2 separate regions of the Homo sapiens genome follow, and region 2 is linked to region 1. Evidence: read pairs that join two places in POLR2A ChIA-PET (ENCODE). Cell type or tissue: A673. All regions are shown on one strand.

Region 1 (8,000 bases):
CAGATACATCTTGAAGTTGCCTCAGTTTATGGTTAATGTTGTAAGAACATATGAAAGCAGGAACAGAATAAAATAATGTCATCAGCCACAAGCTGAGGAACGGGACACACAGGTCTCCCTGAGCCCAGCTATTCTGATAAGAAGCAGCTCTATCAGTCCATTATCTTGCTCTTTAAGAGTGGACATTTGTGGCTCTCGACACAGTGCTCTGCCATTATGACTCAGCTTCTCTCTTTTTTTTTTTTTCTTTTTGACAGGGTCTCATTTTGTCACCCAGGCAAGAGTTCAGTGGCATGATCATAGCTCACTGCAGCCTCAAACTCCTGGGCTCCAACTGCACTGGAGGATACTCTCACCTCAGTCTCCCAAGTAGTTGGGAGTACAAGTGTACAACACTATGCCTGGCTAATTTTGTACAATTTTGTAGAGATGGGGTTTTGCTATGTTGCCCAGGCTGGTCTCAAGCTCCTGGCCTCAAGCAATCCTCCCACCTCATCCTCCCAAAGTGCTGGCTGGGATTACAGGCATGAGCCACCATGCCCTCGCTACTCCTTAAGTACTATGCTCTTAAAATTAACATTTTAGGCTAAATCTACTAGAATGATGCATTCAAGTATTTTATAATTTTATTTCAAGTTTTCTTAAAGAAGCAAGGTGTGCTAACTATAGAGCACTTGGGAAATACAAAAATTATACAAAACAGTAAAATCGCCCATAGTCTCACAGTTCGAGGTAACCATTATTAATATTTTGGTGTTTTTCCTGGGGCCCTTTTATCTTTGATAATTTTTTCCTTTTTCTCTCTAATTTGAAGAAGAAAAAGCTTTGTTATTTGTATCATCAAAAGTTAGAGTGAGTATATATGACCAGAAATAAAAATGAACAAATTACACAACACATTTTGGTTGATGTACAGCATGCGAGACCGAATATGAACAAAGATGGGATACCAAATGCTATTAATATCTTTCTATTTAAAATAAAATTTCAGGCCAGGTGCAGTGGGTCATGCCTGTAACTATGTAATCCCATAACTTTGAGAGGCCGAGGCAGGCGGATCACTTGAGGTCAGGAGTTTGAGACCAGCCTGGCCAACGTGGTGAAACTCCGTCTCTACTAAAAGCACAAAAATTAGCCGGGTGTGGTGGCACGCACCTGTAATCCCAGCTACTCGGGAGGTTGAGGCAGGAGAATCGCTTGAACCCAGGAGGCAGAGCTTGCAGTAAGCCGAGCCTGGGCAACAGAGCGAGAGTCTGTCTCAAAAAGTAAAACAAAATAAAACCTCAGAAATTCAGTTCCATTCATTTGCAATTGTTTCTACATAAGCTGATCTGAAACTTACCTCTGAATTACGTATGAAACAATTTGCCAGGTGAATTCATAGCATAAACAAAATGACTAGGGGCATGTTTGACTTATGTGAGGGCTTTTAAGGATTTTTAAACACCTTAACAGCACCCCTGTTTCTCTACTCATTAATTATTAGTTTTCAGACAAGATCCAGCACATTCAGAGTGGTATGGCCATAGACAATAACTAGTTTCCAATGAGTCTCATCTGTTCATTAAAGTTTGTCATCCCACAGAGCAATGAAAAGTGAAGAAAATAGGTTTACATTCTGAGACATGCTTCACCATCCAAAACCAAAACATGCAATCTAGTGTTTACTTTTTTTAATGGCCCAAATAGTGTCTATAGTTACTAAGTAACTATTTTCTTAGTGAAAACAAACCAATGAATCTTGGAAGTCACATTGAAGATGAAGAATATAACTCAAAATTGAAGGCTTTTTCCCTTTATTTTAAGAAGCATTCCTTGACTCCCAACCATGTTTTACATTCCTTGACCATATTTCTTATATTAGACATCAGTCTCTTATTTTGTTTTCTTGGTAAGCCTTTCTTAGTAGACTTTTAAGGTCTATTATTAGGATATTTTCAATTTCTAGCATAACAGTTAGTCCCTAATATTTTCTCAATAAATATGTCTGGCTGAGGGAATGCACCAACACATATTTTAATGAATACATTAAATGTGTTAGGTTTTTAAATGTTGAGACCATGTTCTTTCATTTTCCACTTCTTCAGGGCTTGCTGGTCACCTTAGATGAGATGATGATTAACCTAATGATTACATAAAGTCACTAAATTAGGTGAAGCAAGACATGAGAAAGATTTCAATGGGAAGATAAAATCATCCTCAAGAAAACCACAGAGGTAGGCTGGGCACTGTGACTCACACAGTGCTGTAATCCCAGCACTTTGGGAGGCCAAGGCGAGAGGATTGCTTGAGGCCAGCAGTTTGAGACCAGGCTGGGCAACATAGCTGGACTCTGTCTCTACGAAACATTTAAAAACCTAGCTGAGTGTATAGTGATGCACACCTGTAGTCACAGCTACTCAGGAGGCTGAGGTGGGAGGATCACTTGAGCCCAGGAGTTTGAGGTTACAGTGGGTAATGATTGAGCCACTGCATTCCAGCTTGGGTGACAAAGGAGGATACTCTCCCCCCACCAAAAAAAGAAAGAAAACCATAGAGGTAGATCTATAGGATATAAATAGACTATACAACGTAAAAGCTGTGTACAGACATTAAACAAAAACCACAGTATCAATATTAAAGGGTAGAAATAAATACATTTGGCCATAATTAAGCTAATCTATTTTAAAATCTTCTGTAAGACAGACGTATCTTTAATTAGAATCCTTTTCAATGATTTTCATCATTTCCAACTAGTAAAGTCCTTTTAAAGTCAAGAATATAGATTTTTAACAAGGATCTAATGCCTGCAAAATATTCTTAAATTCTCTTTTCCTTAAATTCTCAATCCCTTTTATACTTCTTATTTAGCACTTTTCATGATTATCAGTCAGTAGGAACCGGGTGTTTGTGTCTTCCCACAAAAGAATGAACAGATGGAGGAAAAGCACCAATTTTTTTTTTACTCATGTGGTACCAATTTATCTCCTTTCTTAATATATTTCTCATAAAAGGAGCATAGTAATTTTAATTGAACCAAAATAATCCCAACTCTTTGCAAGGAATCATTGTCAGAGAGGAAATTGATCTTCTATCTGCTTTATGTTCTAAAACCTTCTGGGCTTCTACAGATGCTCACTTCATCTCTTTTTAAATAAAGGGCAGACTATTTGAGATGTTTTTACAGTGAGAAATGAGAAAAGTTAAGCGCTACGAGTGAGAAACCAGGAGTCTAAGTTCTCTCTCTGACATTGACTATCTGTGTGACCCTGGATAAGGCATGTAACCTCTCTGGTCTTGTTTCTTCATCTGTTAAAACTATTTGAATTGGTTGACATTTACCATTCTTTCCAGGACTCTCTATGATATTCAATCAATTATCCATCTTCTCCAACTAGTCTTTGCTCTTCTTGCTTATCTCATGGAAACACGTTATTTCCACCTTCTCCCACACTCAACTACTATTTTCCTTAGGAGAGACCTTGAGTACTGTTAAATTTCCTCAGAGAAATGTTAAGCAAGTCACTCAAACTCTCTAGGCTGCAGTTTCCTCATCTGTAAAAGAACAGATCACAAGCTCACCAGCCACAGATCTCAGCATCAGATCCTTACAGAGGACTGGTGACCAAGTGAGCAAGGCTCATCACTCTAGAGAGAAGCTGATGCCAACCAGCATAGGTCAAGGACCATCATAAGACTAGAGGCTTCTCACCCCTTTGCCCAAGGCTACATTATGACTGGGAAATTTCTAAAATATTATTTAAATTATTAGAGCAAACTAAACTCTGAATCAGATTCCTGCTCTGCCACCTCCACTAATCAGGTGCCTAGAAAGGGAAGCAGAATAGGCAATGTTGGCAATGTTATGTTAAATTGCTATGTTTCCTCCAGAGTGGTAACTGTGATTCAAGACATGTGACTTTGTTTATGTATTATCTTTAGCAAGGTGACCCTCACCTGGAAGATTAACTTTGTGACTCTTAAACCAGAAGGTTGCTTATTGCCCCTTCCTGTTTAATGGGGTTCATGGAGGTCCATACCTGCCAGCCATGCCAGTCCTGCTCTCTCCTGTGCCTGAGTAGTGATTTAGGTATCATTCTTGCCCGTGCAGACTGTCCTGACACTTCTGCCACTGTAGGAAAGACAAAAACACAAAACTTCCCAACAATCATATTCCTAGATCTTTACCTAAGTAAACTGAAAGCTCACGTTCACACAAAAACCTGTATGCAAATGTTTATAGCAACTTTATTCATAATCTCCAAAATCTAGAAGCAACCAAAATGTCTTTCCACAGGTGAGTGGATAAAAAAATTGTGGTAATTTTTGTTTTGCTTTGTTTTGAGATAGGGTCTCACTTTCTTGCCCAGGCTGGAGGGTAGTGGCATGTTCATAGCTCACTGCAGCTTCAAACTCCTGGGCTCAAGCGATCCTTCCATCTCAGCCTTCAGAGTAGCTGGGACTACAGGTATGCACCACCATGCTTGGCTAATGTTTTTTTTAATTTTTTTTTTTTTTTTCATGGAGACGGGGTCTCCTATGTTGCCCAGGCTGGTCTCAAGCTCCTGGGCTCAAGCGATCCTCCCACCTTGGCCTCCCAAACAGTTGGAATTACAGGCATGAGCCACAATTCCTGGCCATGGTACATTCATATAATGGAGTACTATTCTGCTGTGAAAAAAAGAATAAACTCTTGATTCACACAATGATGTGGGTCAGTCTTACGTGAATTTTGCTAATTGAAGGAAGCCAGACTCCAAAGGGTGCACACATTGTATAAATCCATTCATATGACATTTTAGAAGCAGCTACACTATGGGGATGGAAAACAGATGCCAGGGGTTGGTGGCAGTAGGAAGAGGGTAGATTAACTGTACATTAACTGCAGAGATAATTCATGGGGGGAATTTTTAGGGTGACAGAACTGTTCTGGGCTGGGTGTGGTGGCACACACCTATAATCCCAGCACTTTGGGAGGCCGAGGTGGGAGGATCGCTTGAGCCAGGAGTTCAAGACCAGCCTGGGAAAAATAGCAAGATCCCATGTTTACAAAAAGTAAAAAAATTAGCTGGGCATGTGTGCACATACCTGTAGTCCCAGTTACTCAGGAGGTTGAGGTAAAAGTATTGCTTGAGCCCAGGAGTTTGAGACTGCAGTGAGCTATGATCGCACCACTGCATTCCGACCTGGGTGGCAGAGAAAGATTCTGTCTCCAAAAGGCAGAGGTGGGGAGGGGGTGGGGGGTAGGAACAATTCTGTATGATACTGAGTTGTGGATAAATGGCTCTGCATTTGTCAAAATCCATAGAACTGTACATCACAAAGAGGGAACGCTAATGTATACAATCAAAAAAATATCAACCAGGATGGTGGGGACTGCAGACTTTCATGAATGAATGTAACTGTACACATAACATCCCTGAAGGGGTTGGGAAAAGGTGCAAACCAAAATAATCTTGCAGGTGCTGCTTTGACTTATAATTGTAAGGCTAAAGGCCAAAGGAACTGGACATAAGCACTGTGTTCCAACTGGCAAGTCTCTTTCTCATCGGGTTGGGGTGGGGCGGTATTACCTATGCTGAAACAGCTTTACATGCACCGTTAAGTAATAATGGGCAAATAAGGAAATAAAAGTGGATAGTGGGGGTCAGGTTTTTCACTGTTGGAGAGAGAAGTTATAGATAAGCAAAGGCAGAAGGCTAGAAGGAACCCTGTGATACTGGATTAGAGTCAGAAATATGAGTATGAACTCATATTTAACCATATATATAAATCATAATAGATATGTGTATATATATGGGTTAATATATGTAGCTCCTATCTGTGCCCTCTGAGAGGGCTTAGTACAGGGTTACAGCTAGTATAGGGTTGCCAGATCAAACATAGGATACATAAGTAAATTTGAATTTCAGATAATAAATACACACACACACACACACACACACACACCACACAGAGAGACACACACACACAGACACTTAAGCCTATAAAGGAGTAAAATATATTTGCAAGGGTATACAAGAAAATTGTAACTGGGTGGCCAGGGCAATGAGATGGAAGGAAGACTGACTTTTCACTATATACCCTTGGACCATAAGTTTCTTATTCACAAAATAAACAACTTTACAAAAATTAAGCAAGTAAAACCTTGTAGCTAACTCAACAAATAAAAGTATTTTCTATGAATTAGAATAAAAAAGGGCTACCTGGTTAACTTTTAAAAATTTCACTGCTTTGTAGTGAAATCACTTATTCGTTATGTAATTCATAGAAGCTCCAGACAGAGGCCGTCTTTTTCCTCCATAAGCAGGTCTTCTCTGCCTTTCTGCAGACCAGGTGGGGGTCACAGGCAAGTGTGACATTTTCTTCCTGGACCCCTTCTTCCATGGTGTTGGGGGAAGGACACCCGCACATCTTGGGGAGGAGACAGGAGAAAGACGCGCTTCCCGGAATCTTGGCTGCTTCTCACTTTAATCAAAGTCTCCTGCTGCTGACACACGGAAATTCTTTAATTAAACTCAGCCTGGCTCCTGTGCTAACCCTCTCCAGGCCGGTGCCAAGGCAACATACTCTAAATGATGAAGAGGAACCTTTTAAAAACTTTTTAATAGAGGGGATAATTAGCCTGTGCAATTCATTGTTACAGAATCTCCCAGAGACAAGGTAACTTATTACAGTCTTTCTTTCTTTCCTTTCTTTCTTTTTCTCTTTCTTTCTTTCTTTCTTTTCTTCTTCTTCTTTTTTTTTTTTTTTTGAAAGCTTTCAGTTTTATTCTGGATAGGAATTGTCTCCCTGTGCCAGACAGGGCGAAGCTTCCCAGGTCTCTTGAGGCATATGGTAATTGTCAGAAAGGATTGCTGAGGTCAAGAAGAAATTTCTTCCCACTATTGAATAAGGGCAAAAGGTAGACGAGAAACACTGTGGGAAGAGAGAGGGAACAGTCTGTCTTCTGCAGCATCGGACTGCACTGATTGTGCTGAGCCAGAGAGAGTATAACAAAAAGAAAGTAAATAGTGCAATGAGACTGCTCTTTGGTTCAGCCTTTGCCAGAATACAAGGACCTGCCCAGGCTCTGTCACAGGCTGTGCTAACAAACCCAGCCTTGGTTTTGCTCACAGAACTGAAAGAGGCTGGGACATCATTAGGGAAACGGAGTCGAACAGCCCTGCTCTCTCTGCTTCCTGCAGATCAGCAGACATGGAGCAGGGACAAAGCTTTCTTCCCACCTGGAAGGAATCTGCGCTTTCCTCATGAGTCTTCTGTTCAAAGGACAGTACCCCCAGTTTGATGTGAAAGTGATAGGGCGAGTGAGTAGAGTTCATAATTGTTTACTGCTACCTGGTTTCCTGAACTGTAGAAGTCATGACGAAAGATGTCAACTTTATGAAGCCTTAGGGGACATTTTAGATATCCTTTTCCAATTCACGTGTCTTCTCTTTGCTCCCTTAAGTAAACGAAGAGCTTCTTAACCAAGCCCTCAGAACTAGCTGCCTTGATAAGGATCAGCTGGAGCCAGTCACAGCCTACGCTAGTTTGTGGGCAAGAAGAAAAGCACTTAAAGCAAACTCCCACCCTATGTGGCTCAGTGGATTCACTATCTGCACTACCTCTTTTCAAGAAAACAGGTTTTTGGCACTGTGGTGAGTTTCAGCCTAAGTTCCTAGGCAAGCTTACTTTCCCTGGTTTGAGTTGGGGAGGATGGCGTTACTCTTTAGTAATTTTGTTGCCCTTTCTTGTGTTGCTATTTGTCAGTGCCTGTATATGATTTTTCCTTCATTTGCTAGGGATTAGGGAAGTTAGGTAGGGTTACACTGTTGATAGCAAGTGATCATGCTTCTGTGCAGTCTCCTACCAGATTTTTTGCTGAATGAAAAAGCAATAATAATCGTGATGAGGAGGAAGACAAGGAAAACAACTCTAAAAAAGATGGAGAAAATTGTCGCATAGTTTCATGATAGCTCACCAGTAAGGGGTGCTACCTTCTGTGCTAAGGCTTAGGTAATCATACCCTTTACCACTGT
Region 2 (8,000 bases), 690 kb before region 1:
TATGTAACGTGTTTTCTGGTTTTAGGATATAACTATTGCACTGATATAATTAGTTTTTTTTTTTTTTTTGAGACAGGGTCTCACTGTGTTTCCTAGGCTGGAGTGTGGTGTGATGCTATCATGGCTCACTGCAGCCTGGACCTCCTGGTCTCAGGCGATCCTCCTGCCTCAGCTTCCAGAGTAGCTGGGACTATAGGCACGTGCTACCACGCCCGGCTCATTTTTAATTTTTTTTTTTTTTTTTTTTTTTTTTTTTTTGTAGAGACAGGGTCTTACTATGTTGCTCAGACTGGTCTCGAATTCCTGGGCTCAAGTGATCCTCCTGCCTTGGTTTCCCAAAGTGCTTGCGATTACAGGCATGAGCCACCATGCCTGGCCTCAAGTACTTTTTTCTTTCTTTCTTTTTTTTTTTTCATTAAGCCCTTTCTATCAAGTACTTTTTTTTTTTTTTTTCCTTGAGAGGGAGTCTTGCTCTGTCGCCCAGGCTGGAGTGCAGTGGCGTGATCTCGGCTCACTGCAAGCTCCGCCTCCCAGATTCATGCCATTCTCCCGCCTCAGCTTCCCAAGTAGCTGGGACTACAGGCGCCCACCACCACGCCCAGCTAATTTTTTTTGTATTTTTTTAGTAGAGACGGGGTTTTACCGTGTTAGCCAGGATGGTCTGATCTCCTGACCTCGTGATCCACCCGCCTCGGCCTCCCAAAGTGCTGGGATTACAGGCGTGAGCCACCGCACCCGGCCTGTCAAGTACTTTTTTAAACCAAGTTTTTTGGAGCTATAATTCACATACAGTAAAAATCTCCATTTTACAATGTCTAGTTCGGTGGCTTTTAGTATACTCACAGGGTTGTAAAACATCACCACTATCTCATTCCAGAACGCTTATCATCCCCTGCTCCCTCAAAACCCATACATTTCCCATTTCTCCCTTCCCTCAGCCTCTGGTAACCATGAATTTACTTTCTGTCTCTATGGATTTGCTTACTCTGAATATTTCATATAAATGGAATAAAATATGTGGCCTTTTGTGTCTAGCTTCTATCACTTAGCATTTTCAGGGTTCATTCATGTTGCATGTGTCAGTACTTCATTCCTTTTAATGGCTGAGTAATCCATTGTATGGATATATTAAATACTTTCAAATGAGTGTGGGTTTGATTATTGGAGTCTTTACCTTGAGAAATTATTTCTGAATCTCAGCTTTTGATACGTTAAAAAAATCTGTTTTTTTTGAAACAGAGTCTTGCTTCATCACCCAAGGAGGAGTGCAGTGGCACAATCTCTGCTCACTGCAACCTCTGCCTCCTGGGTTCAAGTGATTCTCATGCCTCAGCCTCCTGAGTAGCTGGGACTACAGGCGTGTGCCACCATGCTGGCTAATTTTTGTATTTTTAGTAGAGAGGGGGTTTGGCTATGTTGGTCAGGCTGGTCTTGACCTCCTGACCTCAAGTGATCTGCCTGCCTTGGCTCCCAAAGTGCTGGGATTACAGGCATGAGCCACCACTCTGGCCTATGTTTGTTTGTTTGTTTTGAGCTGGTGTCTCTGTCACCCAGGCTGGAGTGCAGTGGCGCGATCATTGCTCACTGCAGCCTGGACCTTCCCAGGCTCCGGTGATCCTTCCAACTAAGTTTTTGTATTTTTTATAGAGATGGGGTTTCACCATGTTGCTCAGGCTGGCCTTGAACTCCTGGGCTCGGTGATACACCCGCCTCTGCCTCCCAGAGTGCTGGGATTACAGGCATGAGCCACCGCGCCTGGCCTAAAAAATATTTTAAGTTCCTGTTTTTCTGCTGGAGAAGCACTAAATAGTTTACCAGTATCTCGTGTTTCTGAATAGCCCTGTCAATCGTCCTGTTGCAGTTAAATCTTTTTACTAAATTCATATCTAGAGTAAGAAAATAGAAGAGGTATTAGAAATTACCTGGGCCAACTCCTTCGTTTTATAAATCAGAAAGATGAATGACTAAAGCCAGATTGTTTGTACTCTGGACAGTAATTTTACGTGCAGGACTTTCTGTATGTACCTTATTTTACCTGGGCCTTCTTGTGGTTTTGAAAGAGATGCTGATGACTTTGATAGAGGGAAATACATATTAATGTAAAATTTGGCATTTGCAAATAGGTAGTTTGTCATAGTACTTATACTGTAAATAAAAACAAAGCTGAGGCCAAGGTGCAGTGGCTCACACCTGTAATCCCAGCACTTTGGAAGGCCGTGGCAGAGGATCGCTTGAGCTTAGGAGTTTGAGACCAGCCTGGACAACACAGTGAAACCTCATCTCTACAAAAAAAATCCAAAAAAATTAGCCAGGCATGGTGGTGCCTATAATCCCAGCTGCTTGAGAGGCTGAGGAGGGAGAATCGCTTGAACCTGGGAGGTGGAGGTTGCAGTGAGATGAGATCGCACCACTGCACTCCAGCCTGGATGGCAGAGTGAGACTCTGTCTCAAAAAAAAAAAAAAAAAAAAAAGTGACCAAACCCAAAAGCAAAAACAAAGCTAGACTTAGGTAAGGAGAGACTTTATTTGAAAGGATTTTTGCAGTAGAAGGACATGCTTACTACAGGATCTGCAACACACTTCAAAATCAAACCGAAAAAGGCTTTTTTTTTTTTTATAGAAAGGAGAAGTAAGCAGGGCTATCAGGAACTTTGTGGGAATGTGGGCCAAATAGGTAGGGGTGAGCAGATTGCATGACCAGGACTATTTAACTGGAAAGCATTTTTTTTTTTTTCTGCAGTCAGCTAATGGTCAGAATGAGGGAAGAAGTTGTGCATCTACTTTCTTAAGCTTAGGGCAAGCCAAAGTTTAGGAATTTGTGGGGAGAAGAGAATCCTGACTAAAGTTTATTCAAGCCAAGTCAATGAGTAAGTAATGGGCAATTGTGATGTGCACTGGTCAGTCTCCCTGTTGTTTAAAACAAAATCAGTCACTGTTGACAATGGAATAAGAGTCATTGAGAAGTTGATCTCATTAGATTGGGCCTGATTATTTACATAGGTGTAGCAATAATAGTAATTTATCATATAATAGGTCTTTTAATATTGCCTTGCTGAAAGTTTTTTTAAGGAATCTGATTGGACTTTAAAATGCCTCTTGAGACTATAAAGGTAAGTCAAGAACTGACCATCAGGTTTCACTTGTAATACCTATAAATTTGGGTGAATTCCTGTCTTGAAGTTCCCAAAATATTCTAGGATTTTTGAGCCTGCCGGGAAGTGATCTTGCTTAATTCACCTGCAAGGCTGGGAACTCTGTAAGCCAGTTACCAGGCCAGTTTTCCTAAGAGGACTGTAAGCGTTGGTTCATAAAGTCAACTGTAACTTAGAAGTATTTGGTCATACCTGATTAAATGAATATTTTCAAATGTGGCATTCCAGTCAAAGCCTTGGTTGCATAAGTAATGTTTCCAGCTAGAAGGCAGACTCATTGAACCTCTGCAGATAACTATATTGCCATGAAAATAAAAATAATAAGAGTTTTTGAATTCTGGAGGAGTAAGACGGGGGAGAAAAAGATAAGTGTTTATTTCGGTTTACAAAAACATAGTCTCCTTAAATTGTTGTGAGTTATAGATAGCTTCAGAGAAAAGAGAAAGGGGTTCCTTATATCCAGAAAATAGGACGCTAAGGCATCAGCAATATTTTAAACGAAACCCATAATCATCCTTCATCAGTTTATTCAGTCCTATGTAATTAATTCTTGTTCTGCTGGATCTGTGTTAGCAGTCTCACGAACCCATCTGTTTTTCTACTAGCTGTTTGGAAATCTTGACTCAGTCCACTGGTGTGGTCTCAGAGTTATTTAAGTGATGCCATCAGACGCTTGTGTTCAGGTTACCTGGCGTAGTAGTTTTCCTTTTTCTTTCTTTCTTTTTTTTTTTTTTTTTTTTTTGAGACAGAGTCTCACTCTGTCACCCAGGCTGGAGTGCAATGGCACAATCTTGGCTCACTGCAGCCTTGACCTCCTGGGCTCAAGTGATCCTCCCATCTCAGCCTCCCTAGTAGCTGCGACCACAGGTGTGTGCGACCATACCCAGCTAATTTTGTATTTTTTGGTAGAGAAGGGGTTTCGCCAAGTTGCCCAGGCTGGTCTCGAACTCTTGGGCTCCAGTGATATGCCCACCTCAGCTTCCCAAAGTGTGGGGATTAGAGGCGTGAGCCACCACACCTGGCCCATAGCCCTTTTTTATTGAAGACAAGTGCACTCTGGCCTGTAGCTGATTTGCAAGTGCTTTCAGGGAAGCATTAGAGTAAAACAGAAAACTATCTGTAGATGACAAAATACTTAAAACGGTGATGATTAACCTATTACTGATAATCTTAAAAGTGAAAGATCTCCTATTGCAAGGACGAAAAACCAAACACCGCATGTCTCACTCATAGGTGGAAATTAAACAGTGAGAACACTTGGACACAGGAAGGGGAACATCACACACCAGGTCCTGTTGTGGGGTGGGGGGAGGGGGGAGGGGTAGCATTAGGAGATACACCTAATGTAAATGACCAGTTAATGGGTGCAGCACACCAACATGGCACATGTATACATATGTAACAAACCTGCACGTTGTGCACATGTACCCTAGAACTTAAAGTATAATAATAAAAAAAAAGAAAAAAAGTGAAAGATCTTATGAAACTTTGTTAGAAAAGATAATGAAATTGGCAAGGAAGTTTGATTTTTGTGGCATGCGAACTAAAATCAACCCAAAAAAGTGTTAGACAAAAGCATATCTATAAGCGTAATGATTAACTTTATTTTATTATTATTTTTTGAGACAGAGTCTCGCTGTGTTGCCCAGGCTGGAGTTCAGTGGCGCGATCTTGGCCCACCACAACCTCTGCCTTCTGGGTTCCAGTGATTCTCCTGCCTCAGCCTCCTGGGTAGCTGGGATTACAGGCACGCGCCACCACGCCCTGCTAATTTTTATATTTTTGGTAGAGACAGGGTTTCGCCATGTTGGCCAGGCTGGTCTCAAACTCCTCACCTCAGGTGATCAACCTGCATCAGCCCCCCAAAGTGCTGGGATTAAGGTGTGAGCAACTGCGCCCAGCCGATTAACCTTATTTTAAAGAAGAGTGGCTAGTACATGTCATTTATGAATATAGATGAATATATTCATTGCAGAGAGAAAATCTAAAGACATATAATCCTAAGATGTAATGGACCATGAATATGTCAAGAGTATATCAAGAATGTATATATGTATAGAGTATATCAAGAATGTATCAAGATTATCAAGGAAAAAGATTTAGCAGTCTGGAGTAGGTCGTTAACTTCTATATAATAGCATTCCATAAGTAAATGATGTGAATTCTTAACTGAGAACCATTAGCCAACCTAGAAGATTAAAGAAGCCAAATTATGACCAAGTTAACATTGAGGAAAAAAAATCCCTGAAATTATGACTGATGACATTATACTGTTGTCTAATACCAGGCAAAGCAGCACCAGAACTCTGATTAATAGACATGGACAATGAGGGCATTGATGAATTTCTAGGAGCTTTATACCTTCATAGAACTTCCAAAATATCCCTATTAATAACATTTTACCTATACAAATTTAACTTAAACTTAGGGAGGGTAAGCCTCTCTGGCTTTGACAGTGCTTTCCATATGACCCATAACGTTTGATCAAATAAACTATTATTTTTAACATCTCTCTTTTACAAGGTAAAGGGAATTTTGATTTTCTAGGGCCCCTTAGGGGAAATCTCAAAGACAGTTGTTGGTACAAAAGGCATCATTTAGGAGGTTTGAACATTTGATTAAATAGGATCATGGGCCACTGTGGAAAAAAATACTTGGCTACATATTTAACCAAAAGTGACCGGAAAAAAAAAAAGATTTTAGTTCAGTGCGGTGGCCCATGCCTGTAATCTCAGTGCTTTGGGAGGCCAAGATGGGAGGATCACTTGAGGTCAGGAGTTTGAGACCAGCCTGGGCAACGTGGTGGGATCCTGTCTCTACAGAAATTAGCTGGGCGAAAGATTTCATGCCTATAGTTCTAGCTCCTCAGGAGGCTGAGGCAGGAGGATCGTTTGAGCCCAGGAGTTTGAAGCTGCAGTGAGCTATGATTGTGCCGTTGCAATGAGCCATGATTGTGCCACTATACTCCAGCCTGGACAACAGGGTGAGACCCTGTCTCTTAAAAAAAATATTGAAAAAAGTAAGCATGGGAGGTAATGCAGTGGTGAAGAACCTTACCCTTTTAAGGGTGTGAATACAGTTTTAAGTAATTAAGGACATGATAAAGTCAGCATTAAGCACAGGAAATTCTGGTAAGACACAATCTTTGCCTTCTGTGGAGATTATTCAGAAGGCAAAGGAAAACCTTTAATAACTTCTTTATTAAAAGCAGACTAATGGGCGGGGCACCGTGGCTCATGCCTGTAATTCCAACACTTTGGGAGGTCGAGGTGGGTGGATCACAAGGTCAGGAGATCGAGACCATCCTGGCTAACATGGTGAAACCCTGTCTCTACTAAAAAAAATGCAAAAAAAATTAGCCGTGCGTGGTGGCGGGCACCTGTAGTCCCAGCTACTCGGGAGGCTGAGGCAGGAGAATGGCATGAACCCGGGAGGTGGTGCTTGCAGTGAGCTGAGATCCCACCACTGCTCTCCAGCCTGGGTGACAGAGTGAGACTCCATCTCAAAAAACAAAAATCAAAAAGACAAACTAATAACTGAAGAAAATCCGTCATTTTAACAGAGAAAACTAAAATCTAGTTTTACGTAACTATAATATTTGATAAGCACTTAAAAACATCTTACAAATAAACCCGTCAAATCTTAGCCGGCTTTGGCTGGGCACGGTGGCTCACGCCTGTAATCCCAGCACTTCGGAGGCCGAGGTGGGCGAATCACTTGAGGTCAGCAGTTTAAGACCAGCCTGGCTAACATGGCAAAACCACGTCTCTACTAAAAATACAAAAAAATTAGCTGGGTGTGGTGGCGAGCGCCTGTAATCCCACCTACGAGGGAGGCTGAGGCAGGAGAATCACTTGAACCTGGGAGGTGAAGGTTACATTAAGCCCAGATTGTACCACTGCACTCCAGCCTGGGTGACAGAGCGAAACCCCATCTCGAAAAACGAAGAAGAAGAAAAAAATCAAGCCAGGTGCGTTGGCTCACGTCTGTTACCCCAGCACATTGGGAGGCTGAGGTGGGTGGATCATTTGAAGTTAGGAGTTCGAGACCAGCCTGGCCAACATGGTGAAACCTGCCTCTACTAAAAATACAAAAATTAGCCGGGTGTGGTGTTGGGCGCCTGTAGTCCCAGCTACTTGGGAAGCTGAGGCAGGAGAATCTCTTGAACCAGGGAGTCGGAGGTTGCAGTGAGCCGAGATTGTGCCACTGCACTCCAGCCTGGGTGACACAGTGAGACTTTGTCTCAAAACAAAACCCCCAAAATATTAGTAAATATGTATATGATATTTCTGTGTGCAGTGAACTGTAGTAGGCATTGATGATAAAATTAGTTATAAGGTATGGTTCTTGTTTCCAAGGGCTGAGATCCTAGAGGTAGGAAGTATGCTTAAAAAAAAAAAAAGCTAATATCATGTAAGTACTAAAGACTAAGGATTAAAAGAAGTAAAGCTGAGTCAATTAGAAAGGGTTACAGAGTAGGTAAGGTTTGACTCTGGCCTTGAAGGACTTGCTTGCTGGGAGAAAAAGAGAAGTATGGAGTAGGCAGGAAAATGAATACTCTGCAATGATGGGTGTGATGTACTCCCAGTTTACATGTTTTGAAACCTGTTTGTATGATGCAGAGACTATAAAAGATTAATTTAGAGTCCTAGGTAGAAGTCATGGTGGAAGGCTGAGGTATTGAGGCATTTTGTAAATTTAGGCAAGGGGAATCAGAATGGCTTTTGAGTTGGCTAAACTGAAAGTATTAGAAGTAGAAAAGGAAAGGGGAGAATATTGAGATAACTTACTATTAGGATATTTTAGGCCTAAAGTCATGAAGGTCTAGAGTAGGATAGTGGTTTTAAA

What was found. Peaks named below come from ENCODE experiments on the same cell type or tissue, not always from the same donor. Only the 100,000 strongest peaks of a DNase experiment are listed, where the experiment ranks them.
Region 2: POLR2A ChIA-PET joins it to region 1 with 24 read pairs; 4 of 35 experiments call an interaction of 5 or more read pairs at or near these places.

The regions. Positions count from the first base shown.
Region 1 is chr12:11,555,402-11,563,401 of GRCh38, reverse strand. It overlaps LINC01252 (long intergenic non-protein coding RNA 1252), which reads right to left. Exons shown (of 8, transcript NR_033890.1): 6 at 6,186-8,000; 7 at 4,020-4,111. LOC124902877 (a long non-coding RNA gene) reads left to right here and starts at 7,199. Exons shown (of 3, transcript XR_007063210.1): 1 at 7,199-7,286; 2 at 7,430-7,619. In A673, no CTCF peak of the experiment used is centred here; no DNase peak of the experiment used is centred here.
Region 2 is chr12:12,250,038-12,258,037 of GRCh38, reverse strand. The region is part of intron 1 of LRP6 (LDL receptor related protein 6); the gene reads left to right. Among named protein-coding and RNA genes, the nearest start is that of LRP6, 13 kb to the left of the region's middle. In A673, no CTCF peak of the experiment used is centred here; no DNase peak of the experiment used is centred here; H3K27ac peaks cover 5,880 bases.